3 separate regions of the Homo sapiens genome follow, and regions 2 and 3 are each linked to region 1. A link is a contact called in ENCODE Hi-C or POLR2A ChIA-PET data. All regions are on one chromosome and are shown on one strand. The core of a region is the stretch at or near the end of the contact, and the rest is flanking DNA. Distances in the headings are between cores, read along the strand shown.

The links. A loop is a pair of places that touch in the nucleus more often than their neighbours do. ChIA-PET counts read pairs that join two places held with the same protein, here RNA polymerase II (POLR2A). Pooled maps may share reads with other maps.
Region 2: a pooled map of gastrocnemius medialis shows a loop between it and region 1 (2.2-fold over the local background). The contact joins the enhancer-like site here to the promoter of CAP2 in region 1. A Hi-C loop is called at or near these places in 2 of 168 maps with a recorded cell type or tissue (gastrocnemius medialis and psoas muscle) and 1 of 50 pooled maps. POLR2A ChIA-PET finds 5 or more read pairs at or near these places in 1 of 52 experiments (GM12878).
Region 3: a map of gastrocnemius medialis shows a loop between it and region 1 (3-fold over the local background). The contact joins the enhancer-like site here to the promoter of CAP2 in region 1. A Hi-C loop is called at or near these places in 3 of 168 maps with a recorded cell type or tissue (IMR-90, gastrocnemius medialis and mammary epithelial cell) and 6 of 50 pooled maps. POLR2A ChIA-PET finds 5 or more read pairs at or near these places in 1 of 52 experiments (AG04450).

Annotation. Positions count from the first base shown.
Region 1 is chr6:17,391,835-17,395,470 of GRCh38, reverse strand. CAP2 (cyclase associated actin cytoskeleton regulatory protein 2) reads right to left here and starts at 1,876. Exons shown (of 13, transcript NM_006366.3): 1 at 1,725-1,876.
Region 2 is chr6:17,200,951-17,204,282 of GRCh38, reverse strand. No RefSeq gene overlaps it. Among named protein-coding and RNA genes, the nearest start is that of RBM24, 79 kb to the left of the region's middle. Within about 2 kb of position 1,447, at least 4 of the 41 ENCODE cell types and tissues checked have a DNase peak (open chromatin) inside an H3K27ac peak, as active enhancers do; they include gastrocnemius medialis, where a contact is called at or near this core.
Region 3 is chr6:17,165,313-17,168,844 of GRCh38, reverse strand. No RefSeq gene overlaps it. Among named protein-coding and RNA genes, the nearest start is that of STMND1, 65 kb to the right of the region's middle. Within about 2 kb of position 1,329, at least 3 of the 41 ENCODE cell types and tissues checked have a DNase peak (open chromatin) inside an H3K27ac peak, as active enhancers do; they include gastrocnemius medialis, where a contact is called at or near this core.

The sequences.
Region 1 (3,636 bases), core at 627-3,126:
TTGTGTTTTCTGCTCCTCCCTCAAGCTAAGAATAGTTTTTACATTTTTTAATGCCTGGAAAAAAACAGAAGAATATTTTGTTACTGGTGAAAAGTTCAAGGTTCAATGTCTGTAAATAAAGTAAAACACAAACATACCATTCCTTTAGGTATTGTCTTTAGCTGCTTTCAAACTATAACTGTGGAACTGAGTAGTTGCTAAGGAGACCATATGGCCTGCAAAACCTACATGTTTACTATCTAGCTCTTAACTCAAAGGTTTACCAAACCCTACCCTGTATCAACAAATTAAATTACTTCTCACATTAACGATGGGGAACAAAAACTTACTTCCTACTAGCAAAGACCACCTTGATAATCACCTTCCTGATTTCTCATAGTCAACTTCTTTTTCTCTTTATCCTTAAGAAGTATTTATATGACACTTTGATTGTAATGTTATTAAGAATTTTTTAAATTTCGGGATTCATGGAGAAGTCGCCTTTCCTTGCAAAATATGCAGTATATTCAAGAAGTCATGCTCCATCTACACTTAAGGTACTGAATTAACTATTTCACACACTTTTATTGTCTATCCATTACATGCTGTGAGCCAAATACTGTTTGGTGCCGTAGGAACTACCAAACAACCCATCCTTGCTTTCAAGAGGCTTGCAGTCTAATTAGACTCTAGTAACTATAAATCCAATTCTCTAAAGTTCACTCTACCGTTGTAATTTTACACTAAGTGGGCTTAGATAGTTTACCAAGAATTCTAAGGAACATAGCTTCAATGAAATCTACAGAAGCAGTAAGGAAATAGGAGTACTCAGTAAACTACAGTGCTCAAGTCCCAGAAGCTTCTGCATTTCCATAACTATAAAACCAAAGGTCCTAGATGTTTTTACCAAGTGTTCATCTCCACTCTGGCTGTTTGGACCTAGTCCCGGTTCAACTTCCTAAATGCAGTCACCCATACATACTCATTTTTAAGAATGCATCCATTCAAATATTGCTACAACTTGCAGCGAACACCACTCTGATGAGAATAAAGAAAAGGCCATCTGCAGGTTGATTTTTGGCCCTAAAAGTGATGATACGGCGGCTACTTCCACGAACACCCCTCTACCCAAAGCAGTCAGAGAGCCAGCGGCGGGTGCCGTTTTTCCGAGCCGTTCCCCCAGTCTCAGTTGCCTCTGCATTTTTTAGAAGTGACTCATCGCCTCAAGTCAGGTTCTGCAGAGGGGAAGCCAGGTCTGTTTCTTTCCAGCACTTTCTGATCGAGGTGGCTCTGGTCAGAGCCGGCGCAATGACTCCCACCCCCACCCCCCTGGAAGACTCACAGCCCGGTGGACGAGACCCCCCAAAGTTAGAGCGGCCGGGCGGGCGGCGGCGCTGGGGTGGGGAGGCCGCGGCCGCCCGCCAACCCCGGGCAGCTCCTGCCCGCACCCCGCCTTCCGAGCGGCCAGGACGCCGGAGCTGGGGAGGCGGGGGCAGGGCGCGCCGCTCCGCTGACCCAGATGGGAGTCCGCCCGCGCCCGCGCCCCGCGCCCGGGTCGCCGCGCCCCGGCCCCCGCGCCCGCGCCGCCTTTATTCCCCTCGCGCTGCTGCCACAGCCGCAGCGTCCCGGCCGCTTCCCTACCCCACCCATCGGGCTCAACTTGCCAGCGCCCGCCGCCAGGCGCCCCCCGCACCTGCACCCCGACCCCTCCCCGCCTCGCCGGGCCCCGACCGCTGCAGGATTACCTGCTTCGCTGCCCTGGGGTCCCGTCCTCGGCAATGCAAATCCGTGGTCGGCCACTCGTACCCTCCTCCCGCGGCCCTCCCCTTCTCCTCCCCTCTCCCTCCTCCCAGCTGAATAGGAGCCGGTGTCAGTCACGCTGCTCCAGGGGAGAGTCGCCGGCAGCTTCCGGAGCTCCAAATACAGACGAGCTGAGGGGGGAGAGGGAGAGCAAAGCCACGCGGGTGGGGAGTGGAAATAAAGGGGAGCAGAGAGGAGAAGGGGGTGGAGGAAAGGAGGGGCAGATGGGCCGTGGGAGAAAAGACAGGGAGATGGGGAAGGCAGAGCCAGGGAACGCCAGCCTGCCTGCCAAGCGCCAGGCTATGCGAGAAATGGATTCAGTGCATGAGGCAGTATTGCAAAGAAGTCTGGAAAGATCCGGAGGCTCCTGGCTGAAGGAGGCACAGATAGGTTGGATACCCGAAGATCTGTGCAGAGAAATGGGTAATGGATCCTTAGGAATCAAGAGACGGCATGTGTGTCCCCAGACCCAATATGAGGATAAAGGCTCTGGGAGGAGAAGGAGCTAGACAGCTAATGCTTTAGCGAGACATCAAGACTGAGTGCACTCATAGTGCGTGTGATGACATTTTTAAAAAGTATTTTATAAACAGCAACTTTTTAAATGTCCTGATTATTTAAAAATTAAAGTAACCAAACCCACTTGGCTTCTTAAGATGTGCAGCATATTTGTGGCCACTTCCCCTTTATATATTGATTATAATTGCAAAATTGGAGGCTTTTCTCTTAACGTCATTAGAAGGAAAGCATTGATTTTCAATTTTCATCAAAGTTTATTTCAGTCTAAAAAAGTGACTTGAAGCTCTTTATTGAATGAATGCCAGGAAAATAATTGCAGAAAAGAGAAAAAAAGAGGGGAAATGTAACTGATATCTTCTGAAAGTAAAATCTCCAAACAATAAATATGAGATGAATTTCTTAAAGGCCAATATTCTCTGTCGATGTTAAAATTGCACATAAGTTGGTTCTGTACATTATAAGGCTTATTCTGACCCCATAGGTCAGCACTTATACAAAGGTCATTCCAATTACACATTGCTCTCTGCTGACAGTAATGAGGTGCAGTGAGTCTTTGCTTCCCTTTGTCTGGAAAGAAGGGAAACAAAATGACATAAACATTGATCAATGAGTGCGTACATTGCATAAAGCCAGAGCCAGCACCCTCCCTATCCTGTGGATACCTTGCATATGGCGGGCATTCAATATGTTTGTATTAAATAATGAATGAATGGATGGATGGATGAAGTATGTATGCATTTAGAACATTTGTGTTCCAGAAATGCAGAAAAAATATATATCCATAAGAATCAATGTGTGCAGGATCACAGGGAAGTTCCAAGCATCCATTCATATGACTTTTTTTTAGCACTAACTTCAACAAACATTAGCACAGTATTTCCTTAGCTACATCTGTTTTTTATTGGAGTATAAAGTATTATGGAGTCTAAGAGTGGATGAGCCACAAATCCTGTCTTTAGGTTGATAATATAGTAGGAAGATGTGAAGAGTATAAAAATAACCACAGTTCTAGGAATGTCGTAAAAAACATTCTAAAAGAAGTATGAACAAATTTCCATGGATGTTCAGAAGAAAGGAAGGTTGCTTCTAGACTGGGGATTAGAGAACACTTTCTGATGGACATGAAAGTTGAGTCTTCATGCGGAAATGAGACATTAAGAGTGGATTGTGGAGGAAAAACCCTCAAGATGATGGGCAGGGACAAAAGTGGAGAGGTAATAAAGGATGGCATGTATGAAGGACAGTCTGTGAGTTTAGCTGGATTGGAGGGCTGTGGAAGCCAGGTATGGAAGGAAGGTTAGGCCCTGGCTGGTAGAGGCCTTCAATCTCAGCCTAAAA
Region 2 (3,332 bases), core at 198-2,697, 190 kb after region 1:
CTTGCAGTGAGTGGAGATCGCACCACTGTACTCCAGCCTGGACTACAGAGCGAGACTCAGTTACAAGAAAAACAAAACAAAACATCAAATGGAAGCAGTGTCAACAACCATTCCATCATTTAGCTAGGAATAATCTCCATTGCTCAGCTATGGTGAATATTGCAAAAGAGGGCATAATTACCTCTGAGATAAGCTGCCGAATCCATTGTTCTACAAGAAGTCATAAATGTAGTTGTTAGTCATCACAAAAATATTTTAAAATAGTACTTAAGGCTGGGCGCGGTGGCTCACGCCCGTAATCCCAGCACTCTGGGAGGCCCAGGCAGGTGGATCACGAGGTCGGGAGATCGAGACCATCCTGGCTAACATGGTGAAACCCTGTCTCTACTAAAAAAATACAAAAAATTAGCCGGGCGTGGTGGTGGGCGCCTGTAGTCCCAGCTACTCAGGAGGCTGAGGCAGGAAAATGGCATGAACCCAGGAGGCGAAGCTCACAGTGAGCCGAGATCGCGCCACTGCACTCCAGCCCGGGCGACAGAGCAAGACTCTGTCTCAAAAAAAAAAAATAAAAAAAAATTAAACTTTAGGCTGGGCGCAGTGGCTCATGCCTGTAATCCCAGCACTTTGGGATGCTGAGGAAGGTGGATCACCTGAGGTTGGGAGTTTGAGACCAGACTGGCCAACCTGGAGAAACCCTGTCTCTACTAAAAATAGAAAAATTAGGTGTGGTGGCGTATGCCTGTAATCCCAGCTACTTGGGAGGCTGAGGAAGGAGAATCTCTTGAACCCAGGAGGCGGAGGCTGCAGTGAGCCGAGATCGCGCTATTGCACTCCAGCCTGGGCAACAAAAGCGAGACTCCGTCTCAAAAAAAAAAATTACAGTTTAGAATAGTTTTATACTCCACCTGTGGCATCTCCTCAAAAGCCTCAATTCCTTGAGCAATGTGGTATACCATAAATGTGGATTATATGGTATACAGCAGGTACCATAGATGTTGATTCCTTAGAATTAGTGGTATATGCATGTGCGTGCACATACACACACACACACACAGAGCCTCTGTCACTCTTGAGATTGTCCTAATTCATTAAGACACATGAATTGAGTGACTATTGTGTATAAGGCCCTGCCTTAGATAGGCCCTGCAGATACAAAGTCATACAAACATGATTCTGTATCTCAAGGGTACCAAGAAATAAATCTATAATTATTTTCAAATACATTGAGTGAAATGATTGGTGCCTTTGAAGATGGCCTGTTTCAGATTTTAAAAGAGCGTAACTCTATCACTCATTAAGAGCTATTAGCAGCCCCCCTCTCCTTTCTTAAACATTTTCTTCTTTCTTTCAGGCTTGGCCTTTAGAGAGTCAAAATTATGTTCTCTAAAACAGCCTTCTCAGTCATGCTCCAGGGTGGCTCCCTTGTTATTTTTATGATATTGACTCAAGGAAGCACAGGCTTTGAGAGCTGGAAGGAACGTTGGATACATATCCCTTTCCCTGTGTTCTCTTTGAAACACGTGTCATGTTACTTTCCATTTCGTTATATATATTGTGCAGCTGTTCAAGTTCTGCAAGTGGGGAAGGTCATTGATATAAATAGGCACCTCACCAAATGAGGAGTGTGCTCCCGGGACCTTTGGAAGAGAAGGACCTCATCCTGTGAGTGCTGCCATTGTTAGGAAGACGGAGATTTCCTGTTCCCCCTCGATCCCTAGGCATTACAAATGGAAAGCGTGAAAAGAATTACAGAAATTGAGGGGAGGCAGAGGACCCTGAGAAGCGAATTCCTTTGTCAAGTTATGTCCTGAGACTGGTTTGATGTCTCCAAGGTTCAAGTTCTTGGAAATGGCTCAGAAAAATGTTTTTAATAAGCAAATTGCCTTGGGGGAGAATACAGGCATGTCTCTCAACATGATTAACTTACTTTAGAAACACAGAAAAACATAATCCAAGGTGTTAATCACATTTCATGAGGTCAGAATATCATCAGAGGTCTGGAGCATAATTTAATCAGGTTGACTGAATAAAGTTAAGGTTTTACCAGGTGCAGTGGCTCATGCCTGTAATCCCAGCACTTTGGGAGGAGGTGGGAGGCCAGGAGTTCGAGACTAGCCTGGGCAACATAGCTGGACTCCATCTCCACAAAAAATAAGTAAAATTAAGGTTGGTATTAACTTTACCTACATTTGTAATACCATACATTTTAGAAATATTGACTGATTTGTTTACTCCAGCATATCTTCCATTTAATGTATAAATGACAGGAATAACCCTCAATTTTTGGATGCCAGAAACAGGACGATTCACAAGGGAAAGCAACAGCATATCTGACCATATAACAACAAAGAACTTATATTTATTCAACAAATTTGAATGAACTTCCACTTTGTGACCATCTCTGCACTCAGTGCTCAAAGCCTTGCTAGTCTTCATCATTCCATCTGTGTTGAAAAACTAAAGAAAAACAGAAGTAGGCCAGGTGTGGTGACTCACGCCTGTAATCCCATTACTTTCGGAGGCCAAGATGGGTGAACTGTATCTGGAATTGGTGGATTCTTGGTTTATGTTGACCTCAAGAATGAAGCTGCACACCCTGGTGGTGTCACAGTTCTTAAACATGGTGTGCCTAGAGTTTGTTCCTTCGGCTGTTCAGATGTGTCCAGAGTTTCTTCCTTCTGGTGGGTTCGTGGTCTCACTGACTTCAGGAATGAAACTGCAGACCTTCAGCATTGAGTGTTACAGCTCTCAAATGCAGCATGTCTGGAGTTGTTCCTACCTTCTACTGGGTTTGTGGTCTTGCAGGCCTCAGAAGTGAGGCTGCAAACCTTTGCAATGAGTGTTACAGTTCATAAAGGTGGCAGAATTGTTCATCCCTCCCAGTGGGTTCACAGTCTTGCTGGCTCTAGAAGTGAAGCTGCTGACTTTCCCTGTGAGTGTTACAGTTCATGAAGGAAATACGAATGGAAACTGAGCAACAACAAGATTCATTGTAAAAAGCAAAACAACAAACCTACCACGGCACGGAAGGGAACTACAGTACGTTGTTACTGTTGGGGCTGGTGGCTTGCTTTTATTCCCTTATCTGGCCCCACCCACATCCTGCTGATTGGTCCATTTGACAGAGAGCTGATTGGTCCATTTTGACAGAGTGCTGATTGGTGAGTTTACAAACCTTTAGCTAGACACAGAGTGCTGATTGGTGCATTTACAATCCTTTAGCTAGACACAAAAGTTCTCCAAGTCCCCGCCCCATTAGCTAGACACAGAGTGCTGATGGGTGCATTTACAATTTTTTAGCGAGACAGAAAAGTTCTCCAACTGCGAACCCG
Region 3 (3,532 bases), core at 80-2,579, 230 kb after region 1:
CAGGCATGAGCCACGGCACCCAGCTTCATTTTAAAACCTATAATTATCTTGATAATTTGGGGGGAAATGCATTAAGATTCAGTAAAATAATGAGATAGATTTTTAAAATTCTAAAGACAGTATTTGGATTTATAATTATAAATACCATTCAAGCAGGCCTAACATTCTCAATTAGCAAAACGTAAGAAAACAATTTCTGATGCTTTTGATCCAGATCTTGAATGAAGAGACTTGTCTTCCACAGAATGGGGCTTGGGTTTGTCAGAAGAGATGTTGTAGGGACATTGACTATGGCAAAGCCCATAATTTACGAATTTGTCCAAAGCACCACGTGGTGAATAGGTAAATACTGCTCCAGTACCCCCAGGGAGAAATAATGCAATGAGTTAAATTTCTTAAGAGAAGTCAAGCGAAAACCCTTTTTATCTCTAGTTTTTAAATGGTTTTTCTAATCTGCATGCATATATATATATATATATATATATATATATATATATATATATTTTGTGCCTTAGTAAATATAGCATAGTGAACATAAGCAACCATTTCTTAGGCAAGCCAGAATCTGAAAGTGTTTTAAGGTCATCCTTTAAAAAAAATCAGCGCCCGTATGTGGAAAATCAACCTTGTAGGTTAGTAGTGGCTGAAAGTTCAGAGATATTCACAAACTCAGCGTTTGTTACCTGTGTGTTTTTAACAAGTCTCTGTTTTTATATAGCTTACCCCTTAATGATAAAAACTGCGTGCACAAAAATTTCCTTAAGTTGATGGTACTGGTTGATCAAGTTATAGTTAATAAAAGTAAATGTATACATATATTTATTTAAATAACTATATTTTACTTTTTATAAATATATGTACTATTTAATTATAAATATATATGTTTATATACTTATTTATTTATGATTACTCCCTTTTATAACATTCAGAGTGTGCTTTGTCATTCAAACCTTTTTCTGTCCCCACCACGGGGGTTGTGAGCTGCCCGAGGGCAGCAGTGAACTTGCACAGGGCTTTGTATCCTGAATGCCTAGTTGGGTGCTCCTTATGACTGTGGATTTAAAGCTGTGGTTCTCAACCTTGGCTGCACCTTGGAATCCTCAATCGAGCTTTCACAAACACTGATGCCAAGAAAGCTGGTTTAATTGGTGTATAGAAAGTTCTGGGTATTGGGAATTTTAAGAGTTCCCCAGATGATTCTAATATGCAATCAATGTCGGGAACCACGGATTTCAGGAATCAAGTATCCAGCCGCAGAAGTGGCAGCATCACCTCTCTGAGACGCCAGAGGGCAGACAGGCAGCCAGAAGAAGGCAGTGGGTAACACAAAGGCACTTCTGGATTGGCCTGAAACCACATGGGACGTGCTCACTCCCAGCAGAGCGGCCTGGTGTGATAATAGTGTCATGGGAATTTTTCTGGCCTGCTAGTCACAGGTAGTTGAGATGTGTGAAAGGAAGTGTTTGAAGGTATTAGAAAGCTTCAGAACTTAACTTCTTCTCTGCCATTGGTTTCCAAACTATCACATAAATAATTCACAAAAAGAGACATAAATGAATAAGGAATATATGGAAAATGTTTAGCTTTAGTAGTAATCATTTCAGTGCAAATCAACATTAAAATTATTTTAATGATATTGAGGGTTCACAGGGATAGAGTGAAATTGGTCTTCAATTGACAGAATCCATTGGGCAGCATGGATCAAGAACTATAAAAATGTTCTTATCCTTTGACTCCATAATTCCTTTCTGAGAGTCTATTATAAGGAAACAATTCACAATATGGGAAAACCTACTTGGAAAAAGATGTTCATCATGGTTATTGCTAACAGTGCAATATCAGAAGCAGTCAAAGTATTAAACAACATGAGAAAAATTAAAAAAAATTATATATATATATATATATATATATATATATACACACACATACATATATACACGTATTTTGAGACAGAGTCTTGCTCTGTCACCCAGGCTGGAAGTGCAGTGGTGCATTCTTGGCTCACTGCAACCTCTGCCTCCCAGACTCAAGCAATCCTCCTGCCTTAGCCTCCCAAGTAACTGGAACTACAGGTGTGTGCCACCATGCCTGGCTAATTTTTGTATCTTTTATGTACAGATGGGGTTTCTCCATGCTGCCCAGGCTGATCTTGAACTCCTGGGCTCCAGTGATCCGCCTGCCTCAGCCTCCCAAAGTGTTGGGATTACAGGCATGAGCCATCACACCCAGCCTAAAAATATACATTATATCCATTGGGTGGAATATTATGCAGCAATTATGACAATAGATAGAAATGAAAATTGTGTTATTCACAGAAATGTTTATGCTCATTATGATACAGTGCTGTTTGTAAACTATTACTTCAATTGGGTTTTTGAAAAGGCCACTTGAGATATCTTCAATCCCAAAGTACTCCTCTCCTGGAAGGAATGCTGTTACGGTGCACCACACATTTGCTTTCTTTTTTTTTTTTTTTTTTTTGAGACGGAGTCTCGCTCTGTCGCCCAGGCTGGAGTGCAGTGGCGGGATCTCGGCTCACTGCAAGCTCCGCCTCCCGGGTTCACGCCATTCTCCTGCCTCAGCCTCCCAAGTAGCTGGGACTACAGGCGCCCGCCACTACGCCCGGCTAATTTTTTGTATTTTTTTAAGTAGAGACGGGGTTTCACCGTTTTAGCCGGGATGGTCTCGATCTCCTGACCTCGTGATCCGCCCGCCTCGGCCTCCCAAAGTGCTGGGATTACAGGCGTGAGCCACCGCGCCCGGCCCACACATTTGCTTTCTATGTTGGCTGGCCTCTCATAGCTTCAGGTCTTTCATCTAAAGCACCTATCCTTGGAAATAGCTGCTGGTCCTTTTCATCAGAGGTTGCCATGGGTACAGACATTTTTTCTTTTTTAACTAACTATCTTGCACGCCTTTAAAGAGCCAGATATCAATGAGAGGGAAAGGCAATTAAATACAGTGAAAATTCTTTCTGTATATTGCACACAGGAGAAATGAGAAGCCCATTCCATTCATCTTTTAGGTGATCTATTCCTGGGGTTTCATCCCCTTAATTTGAGATTTCTGGATGTTCTTAAAGAGCCTTGCTGACTACCTTAACGAGCAAGTTGAGGGTAGAGCTTGTTACCGACAGATCAGAATCTCCAGCTTGAGTAATGCTAAAAATAATCAAACAGGAAATGGGTGTACAGAGGGGGAATTGCTACAAAATGAATAAGAATTATCTTGAAAATTCATCTGTGAGAATTCCAGGACTTGTATGGATACTGGAGCTTTGGGGTTTCTTCCAAACAGTTATGCATGAGAAAGCAAATCTGTTGCTCAATACAGAGGCTGCGGTTCATTTTCCTGCTAGTGAACATAGGCAATGCCTTTGGATTCTACAGCGAGCTGTGCCACAACCAGGTAATTAACACAGAGTGATATAAATACGGATTAAGTTGTGGTATAGTACTTGTCATCTATTAGTAACTTATGATGAAAAGTTATTAAACCATTATTTTTAAATGATGTAGTCCAAGTTATTTTC